2 separate regions of the Homo sapiens genome follow, and region 1 is linked to region 2. The links are chromatin contacts, found by Hi-C or POLR2A ChIA-PET in ENCODE. All regions are on one chromosome and are shown on one strand. Each heading gives the region's core, a stretch centred on a gene start or an enhancer-like site at or near the end of the contact. The rest is flanking DNA. Distances are from core to core; before and after follow the strand shown. Region 1 holds the start of TBC1D22A (TBC1 domain family member 22A). Region 2 holds the start of TNFRSF13C (TNF receptor superfamily member 13C).

The links. Hi-C counts contacts between places; a loop is a spot of excess contacts on that map. ChIA-PET counts read pairs that join two places held with the same protein, here RNA polymerase II (POLR2A). Pooled maps may share reads with other maps.
Region 1: a loop to region 2 is called in a pooled map, with 4 times the contacts of the local background. The contact joins the promoter of TBC1D22A here to the promoter of TNFRSF13C in region 2. A Hi-C loop is called at or near these places in 2 of 50 pooled maps. POLR2A ChIA-PET finds 5 or more read pairs at or near these places in 2 of 52 experiments (GM12878 and activated B cell).

The regions. Positions count from the first base shown.
Region 1 is chr22:46,761,359-46,765,976 of GRCh38, forward strand. It overlaps TBC1D22A (TBC1 domain family member 22A), which reads left to right and starts at 1,292. Exons shown (of 13, transcript NM_014346.5): 1 at 1,292-1,490. The coding sequence starts at 1,429. TBC1D22A-DT (TBC1D22A divergent transcript) reads right to left here and starts at 1,170. Exons shown (of 1, transcript NR_186691.1): 1 at 553-1,170. RefSeq lists enhancers at 339-1,173, 910-1,039, 1,740-1,819, 2,750-2,819, 2,860-2,939 and 1 more and a silencer at 1,940-1,999.
Region 2 is chr22:41,924,161-41,928,237 of GRCh38, forward strand. It overlaps TNFRSF13C (TNF receptor superfamily member 13C), which reads right to left and starts at 2,646. Exons shown (of 3, transcript NM_052945.4): 1 at 2,478-2,646; 2 at 1,941-2,171; 3 at 1-1,394. The coding sequence starts at 2,613. The coding sequence ends at 1,207. It also overlaps a transcript of CENPM not described here. RefSeq lists enhancers at 873-1,374, 1,375-1,874 and a silencer at 1,967-2,706.

The sequences.
Region 1 (4,618 bases), core at 42-2,541, 4.8 Mb after region 2:
TACTTACCAGTAAATGAAGAGGCATGGGAAATTGTTATTATTTTTGAGACGGAGTTTCGCTCTGTCGCCCAGCCTGGAGTGCAGTGGCACGATCTGGGCTCACTGCAAGCTCTGCCTCACGGGTTCACGCTATTCTCCTGCCTCAGCCTCCAGGGAAATTCTTAATCAGAAAATATGTCTTAGATTTTTGTTTTAAAAGAGAACTGGCAGGAGCTCCAAATACACTAAAGCTCCAGTCTGAAATGACAGTCCCTGAGCATTCAATCTTTGGTCTAAGAAGCACAGAAATGTAATGCAAACCAGACACGGTTTTTTTAGTGATTTTCTGCACACACACACACACACACACACACACACAGTAAAAAGATCTAGTCATAACGTGTGCACCTGCAGTTCCAACTACTGGGGAGGGTGAGGCAGGAGGATCACTAGAGGGCAGGAGTTCGAGACTAGCCTGGGCAACATAGCAAGACACCCACCCCCAGTCCCCCCCGGAAAAAAAGAATAAAAAAGGTAAAAATAATTTTAAAAAGAGTAAAAGGAATGTAAAAATAATTTTAATGCATTTTATTTAATCCAATACATTAAAAATGTTACCTAACATGCAAACAATATACAAATTATTTTATACGACGTCTTTGGAATCCTGTATTTTACACGTAAAGCGCATCTCACTCCGGACTAGCCAGGTTTCAAGCACGTGATAGCCGCACAAGGCTGGAACCCAGGCCTGGGGAATTAATTCTTGTCCTCGGTGCTCAAACCATTCTTCCCTTCAAGCCTGGCCTAATCCCCAGTCTCTCTCATCTCTTCGAATACGCTCCGCGGTTATGCCCCTCACCTCACTGCACTGCAAATATTTCGTCCACTGAGTATTTGCTGATCGTCACTCAGTGCCGGGTGACCCAGCTTGACCAGCACCCGCAGCCGCCCTGCCACTGTTGGGCCGGGTATGGTGTGTCTGGCTTCCCTCTGTTCTGGGCCGGCTCCGAAACGCGCTCAAGAGAAATCGGAATCAGACACGGGGCAGTTCAGCTTTGGAAATGAGGAGCTCGAGGCTCCTGGGAGTCCGTTGCGGGCAGGTGGGCGCCGCTGTTGTGTCGGGAGAGCCAGGAGCGACAGACTCAAACTCAGAAACCCAACCACCTCCGCTCCCTCCGCGATGCGTGTAACGTGCGTTGCGCGGCGTCGCCCTTTAATAACGACGGGCGCTCGGAGTGCTGCGTCACTCGCCACCAGGGACTTAGGCGGGACTTCCGGGCGCGCGTAGGCACAACTTCCGGAAGGAGGCGGAAGAGCTTCTCGGCTCTAGGCTCTGGAGTCCCGGGAGCAGTGAGGGGCCACCCGGGGCACAGGAAAGGGCCGCTAGGGGAGGGCCGGGTGCACTCGGGGTGTCTGGGCCGCGGGTCTGAGGGATGAGGAGGGGCCATGGCCAGCGACGGGGCCAGGAAGCAATTCTGGAAGCGCAGCAACAGCAAGCTCCCGGGCAGGTGGGTGTGCCGCGGAGGGCCAGGTCGGGGTCAGGGGTCAGAGGTCAGGTGGCCGCGTTGGCCTCCTGGGCTGCGGGTGGAGTCGGGGGTCTGGAGAGGGCAACTTGGACTCTGAGGAGACTGCTGGATGGTGTGACGGGCGTTGGGGGGCTCGGAGGTCGGAGCGTGGGGTCTGGGGGTGACAGTGGCTGCACGTAGGATCGAGGCTTGCAAGGACGAGGAGGAGCTATTGGCGTTTTTCCTGACACTGGCAGGCTTCTTTCCGAGAAACTCCTGGGCTCCTTGGGGAGGCTGGAAGGAACTGATTCGGGTCATGCTGTGAAGTTTGGTGGAGTCCGGAAGCTGGCCGGGCTGAGGCCCCCCGTCTGCTGGGTGGATCAGTTTCTGCAGGGGGTGTGGTGTTTTTGACCCACTTGATTTGCCTGTGGTCTCTTGAGGGCTGCGGCTCTTGCCTTGAGCATAGAAGAGGACTAGAGTTTCCCTGTGAGTTTCCATGTTTCTGCTTGCTGGTGTCAAAACCACCTCCTATGTTGTGTTAGCAGGAAGTTTTTTTTTTTTTTTTTTTTTTTTTTTTTTTTTTCTTCGGCTGGAATGACCTGGGTACACCCTAGATGCTATACAGCTCCAGAGCTCCAGAGTCCTTGTCTGATTGCTGTGGCGCTGAGCTATGCCAGGGCCCTAGGGAATGAGACATTACGTGGAGGGTACCTAGGATAAAATCAGCCACTGGTGAAAACAGATCAGAGATAAGCAAACGTCAAGATTTCAGAACATAGTTCTGTTCCAAAGCTGAAGTCTGGAATGCTGAAAATTATGAATTGTGTTACGAAGATAAGTCTGAGTAGAATCATTCATAAACACAGTAAAATGGTTTGTACTCCTGTTTCATAATAAATATTATTGTTTGAGTGTTTGAATGATAAACTTTGGAATTTACTGCATCCAGTTAGAAAAGTTTACTTTTGGCCAGGTGTGGCGGCTCACGCCTGTAATCCCAGCACTTTGGGAGGTCGAGGTGGACAGATCACCTGAGGTCAGGAGTTTGAGACCAGCCTCACCAACATGGAGAAACCTAGTCTCTACTAAAAATACAAAATTAGCTGGGCATGGTGGCACATGCCTGTAATCCTGGCTACTTGGGAGGCTGAGGCAGGAGAATCACTTGAACCTGGGAGGTGGAGGTTGCAGTGAGCCGAGATCGTTCCATTGCACTCCATCCTGGGCAATAAGAGCGAAACTCTGTCTCAAAAAAAAAAAGGAAAGTTTACTTTTAAGAGTGATCTGGGGGTTAGCAGCGTGAGTTACTGACAGCTCAGACAGTGGCTTTGAGAATGAAGGGAGTCATCAAAGGTGGCCGGAGACCCTATTCGACTCCACAGGACCGTGCTTGATTCGAGAACAGTAAGACCTTTCAACAAAACCAGTGTCAGGGTCCAAGGTGAGTGAAGATTCTGGAATGGTGGTGGGTAGGAGGTCCTGGTAGTGACAGGAACAAATGCTGTAGAACATAAGAGTCCAGGGAAGAGGAGCCACATGACAGTGTAACTTTTATGTGTTACTTTTAGGTCTTAAGGTTTTGGTTCCTCATCAGTCTAAACTCTAATTCTTAATCAGCTTAGATGTAAGAATAACAGAGCTGCTGTGTGGAGTTACAGCAGTGACTCAACCTTTGGATTGAAGGCTGTGGCTCTTGGTAATTTGTCCTTATACTGAGTTGAATTTATGTCCATCTGGAAACTATGGATGTGACATTTGGAAATAGGGTTTTTGCACAAGTAATCAAGGTAAAATGAGGTCATACTGGATGAGGGTGGGCCTTAGTTCGTCAACTAGTATTTTTATAAAAAGAGGGAAATTTGAATACAGAGAGACACACACAGGGAAATGGCCCTATGGAGACAGAAACAGAGATTGGAATAGTACATTTACAAGCCAAGGAAAGCCAGGGGTTGCTGGCAGCCACCAGAAGCTAGAAGAGGCAAGGAAGGATGCTCACCTAGAGACTTGACAGAGAGCATGGCCCTGCAGATGACCACTTGATTTTGGGTTTTTGGCGTTTAAAACTGAGAGAGAATAAGTGTCTGTTGTGTTAAGCCATTCAGTTGGTGGTAATTTGTTATGGCAGCCACAGGAGACTAATACAGTCTCCAGCTTTCTTCTGTGTGAACCTGAAATACCGAACACCAGCTTTCCTTTTCCTCTGACTTTGATGCTATTCTGTGTCTTAGGCACTTTTGAGAGCAGCTTCTGTATTACCTTTGTGAAGTTGGAGTCTTGGAGAGTTCGAGGCTGTCACTGAAGAGGGCAGAAGAAGAAGGAGAGGTTGGGTGCACCAGGAAGGCCTGTGAAGCCTCTGTGTCTCCCATCCGTCTTGTGGCTCAAGCCTCTGGCAGTGCTGCTCTTTCAGGTGGCAGGCTGGAACTCTTCCCTGAAGGAGGAGTCACAGAGGGGTGCCCGTTTTCCTATCAGTAGTGGTGATTGGTCACTAGCTGCGTATTTATTTAGTCCACACCTATGCAAGCACAGTGCTAGTGGAGATCCTAGCCAGGTTCCTGTGGCTTTGGCAGCTCTTTCAATTGTTTCCCATGATTGTTTTCTTTCTTTTTTTGTTTTTGTTTTTGTTTTTGTTTTTTTTGAGATGGAGTCTCACTGTGTTGCCCAGGCTGGAGTGCAGTGGTGTGATCTTGGCTCACTGCAACCTCTGCCTCCCAGGTTCAAGTGATTCTCCTGTCTCAGCCTCCCAAGTAGCTGGGATTACAGGCGCCCACCAGCACGCCTGTCTGTTTTTTTGTATTTTTAGTAGAGATGGGGTTTCGCCATGTCGGCCAGGCTAGTCTCGAACTCCTGACCTCAGGTGATCCATCCACCTCAGCCTCCCAAAGTGCTGGGATTATAGGCGTGAGCCTCCATGCCTGGCCTTGTTTTCCTCCTTTTTTTTTTTTTTTTTCTGAGACAAGAGTCTCTCTCTGTAGTCCAGGCTGGAGTGCAGTGGCATGATCTCAGCTCACTGCTACCTCCACCTCCTGGGTCCCGGTTGAAGCAGTTCTCCTGCCTCAGCCTCCTGAGTAGATGGGATTATAGGCACTGGCCACCACGCCCAGCTAATTTATGTGTGTGTGTGTGTGTGT
Region 2 (4,077 bases), core at 1,396-3,895:
GGCCTGGGCAACATACCGAGACCCTGTCTTTAAAAAAAAAAAAAGGCCAGCCACGGTGGCTCACGCCTGTAATCCTAGCACTTTGGGAGGCTGAGGCGGGCGGATCACGAGGTCAGGAGATCGAGACCATCCTGGCTAATACGGTGACACCCCGTCTCTACTAAAAATACAAAAAAAATTAGCCGGGCGTGATGGCGGGCGCCTATAGTCCCAGCTACTCAGGAGGCTCAGGCAGGAGAATGGTGTGAACCCAGGAGGCGGAGCTTGAAGTGAGCCGAAATTGCGTCACTGCACTCCAGCCTAGGCGACAGAGCGAGACTCTGTCTCAAAAAAAAAAAAAAAAAAAAAATTAGCTGGGCAAGGTGGAGCACCTGTAGTCCCACCTACTCAGGAGGCTGAAGCAGAAAGATTGCTTGAGCCCAGGCTGCAATTAGCTGGGGACCCATCGTTGCACTCCAGCCTGCGTGATACAGCAAGACCCTGTCTCAAAAAAAACCAAAACACAAAACAAGGCCGGGCATGGTGGCTCATGCCTGTAATCCCAGCACTTTGGGAGGCCGAGCAGGGCGGATCACGAGGTCAGGAGATCGAGACCATCCTGGCCAACATGGTGAAATCCCGTCTCTACTAAAAATACAAAAATTAGCTGGCTGTGGTGGTGCGTGCCTGTAATCCCAGCTATTCGGGAGGCTGAGGCAGGAGAATCACTTGAACCAAGGAGTCGGAGGTTACAGTGAGGCGAGATCGCGCCACTGTACTCCAGCCTGGCGACAGAGCAAGACTCGTCTCAAAAAAAAAAAAAAAAAAAAAAAAAAAAAATCAAACAAACACAAAAAACCACCCAACTACAAATTAGGCATCCTCCCACTTGGTCTTTTTTCAGATTCATTTTGGCTTAATGGTGCCTTCCCCATTTTAAAAGCGGTCTTTTACTCATAGTGCCCCAGCCTTTTGAAGGCACAGGAACAGGAGCTGGGCTACCACCTTCAAGGGCTGTCAAAGATGGTGAGGTCTGAAGCCAAAGGCAAGCACACCAAACTCCATGGGGGCTGAATGCTGTGGTCTGTAGTGTCTGTGCTTCTGCAGAGTTAGCCTGGTCCCAGAAAGAGGGCATGTGCATGCTGGAGTGAAGAGCTGAATTTGATTTCCAAGCCCCTGGCTGGGGGTCCAGAGGGAGGGCAGGGGCCACCTCCTGCCGGCTCCCTGCTATTGTTGCTCAGGGCCGGCCGTCTTGGTGGTCACCAGTTCAGTGGAGCCCAGCTCTGTGGCTGGCACAGGGACACTGTGGCCAGGTGGGGTGGTTCCTGGGTCTTCCCCAGGAGGAGGCCAGGCAGGAGCTGTGGCATCAGAGATTCCCGGAGACAGAATGATGACCTTGTCCAGGGGCTCTGGGGCTGCAGGCAGAGGGGGTAGAGGCTCCGTACTCAGTCACAGCCTTCCCTCCCTCCCCTAGAAGACTCCTCTGGAGGGGCAGTCCTCCGTCAAATGAAGCCCAATGCAGGGTGGGGAGGGGTGGCACCTGGCTGACCCTGAGTCCAGAGGCCTGGCCAGTGGGGAGCTGGCAGGGCAGGGAGTTGGGGAGCTGGGGCTCAGTCTGGCAAACTCTTCAGGGATTTATGGGGGAACCAAGCTCCGTTAGACTCCCAAAGGGCAGGACAGACTCCTCCCTCAGACGGGGCCCCCTTCCTGCAACCTGTCTCTTCCTCACACTGGGGTCTGTCAGGGCAGAGCTGTTCCTGGCTCCGACCAGGGTCTCAGGGGCAGGACTATGTCTCCCTCCCCAGCCTGAGCTCCTCAGCGCAAACTCTTTTCCACTCTGTCTCCGTTTCCCCTTAAAGCCCTTCTCTCCCCCTCAGGGGCCATGCATCTCCCCCTAGACCGTCCCGACACCCCAGCCCCTGCGCCCCGCTCAGACTGGTTCCCCTACACACGGAACTCACCGTCCTTGTCTCCGTCGGGGGCCTCTGCGGAGGACGCGCCGCGAAGCCGCCGCTGTCGCCGCCTCCAGCTCACCAGACCCACCAGGACCAGCGCCAGGACCAGTGCCAGGCCCAGCAGCGCGGGGGCGCCAAAGAGCAGCCCGGGCAGGGGCAGCGCCGCCTCGCCGGCCCCCGCGCCCACCGACTCCTGCGGCTGCAGCGCCGTCCTGGGCGCAGGGCTGCTGGCCCCGGCTGCTTCGGGAGGGGACAGGGAGGGAGGCCAGGGGGCCGAGGGGAGGGAGGAGCGGGGACGGGGAGGGGCGGAGGGGGGCGAGGCTGGCCGGGGAGGGGAGGGACAGCCGGGGGGCGGTGGACAAGGGGAGGGAGAGAGGCGGCGGTGAGGGCCACGCGGTGATCGCGGGCCCCTCCAGGCCCTGCCCACAGGGTCCTTTCAGCCCTCGGCGCCCCCGGGGGTCGGGGCTCTGCCTGCGCCCTGGCGATCGGGGCCCCGTTCTCCCCGCAGCTGCCGGCGCCGCGCGCCCCGTGGGTCCCCCTTACCCGGTTTCGGCCGCGGCGTGCGCAGGAGCCCGCAGGCCACGCAGTGGCGGACCAGCAGGTCGAAGCACTCGGCCGGGACGCAGGGCGTGGGGGCTGGCGCGTCCCTGCCCCGCAGGCTCCGGGGCCCTCGCCTCATGGTGCCGACGCCGCCGCACAAGCTGCGGGGACTGAGGCTGAGCTGGGCTCCGGGGCCCTCGGGGAGGAAGCGGGGGGCGGGGGGAGCACTCTGCCCTGCCCCGCCCCCGCCTGCTGGGTGGGACCGAGCTCGCCTGGGGCCCCCCTTTCTTTTCTTTTTTTTTTTTTGAGACGGAGTCTCGCTCTGTCGCCCAGGCTGGAGTGCAATGGCGCTATCTCGGCTCACTGCAAGCTCTGCCTCCCGGGTTCAAACAATTCTCTGCCTCAGCCTCCCGAGTAGCTGAGATTGTAGGCGCCCACTGCCACGCCCGGCTAATTTTTGTATTTTTAGTAGAGACGGGGTTTCACCATCTTGGTCAGACTGGTTTTGAACTCCTGACCTCGTGATCCACCTGCCTCGGCCTCCCAAAGTGCTAGGATTACAGGCGTGAGCCACCGCACCCGGCCTGGCCTCTCTTTCTACCTGTGGTTCCCCAATTCAGCCCCTCAACCAGCACCGCCTGGGTGGGCCCTCTGCTGGGTGCTGGGAGGTGTCTGGGGGCAGACCAGAGCCTCCTCTTGGGTAGGGAGGGGGATGGACCCCGCAGCCAGGACACAGACCCTGAGTGGTTCCTCTGCTCCGTCTAGCCAAAGCCTCTCCATGACCCCGAGTGCTCCCCTGCCATCTCCCCCAACCCACCTGTCTCCTCCTCTCTTCCTGCCCTTCCTGGACAGAGCTGGTTGGGGATATCAGACACCTGCTTTTTTTTTTTTTTTTTTTGAAAAAGAGTCTGGCTCTGTGCAGTGGTGCAATCTCGGCTCACTGCAACCTCTGCCTCCCAGATTCAAGCGATTCTCCTGCCTCAGCCTCCCGAGTAACTGGGATTACAGGCATGCACCACCATGCCCGGCTAATTTTTGTATTTTTAGTAGAGGTGGGGTTTCACCATTTGGCCAGGCTGGTCTCGAACTCCTGACCTCAGGTGATCCGCCCTCCTCGGCCTCCCAAAGTGCTGGGATTATAGGTGTGAAGCCACAGTGCCCAGCCTGACATCAGACACTTGTACCAGGCCCAAGTAGCATGTGGGTCTGCCCTGAGGGAATCTCACACTTGTGCTGATGGGGGAAGACAGCCTCGCAGCAAGGGCACCAGCTCACGTCATCCTGGAAGGTGGGCCGGAAGGCTTCATGGAGAGGGCGATGGTGAAGTGTTTGCCAGATGGACTGAGGTCTAGGGAGCAGATGGGGGTGAAGGCCAAAGGGGAGCAAAGGCTTGGAGGCCCAAACAGGAAGTCCAGGGAGTGCTGGGACCGAAAGGCTGGACTGGGGCCTTATCTAGCACATTAGGGAGCTTGGACTGTGGCTGGGGGACACGAGGGAGCCACTGGGGCTTTGTGCAGGGAGGACCCAGGAAGATCTGCCTATGAGTGAGGGAACTGTGACTGCAGTGGAGGGAAGCCCGCCCACACCTGCTCCTTTTCTCCAG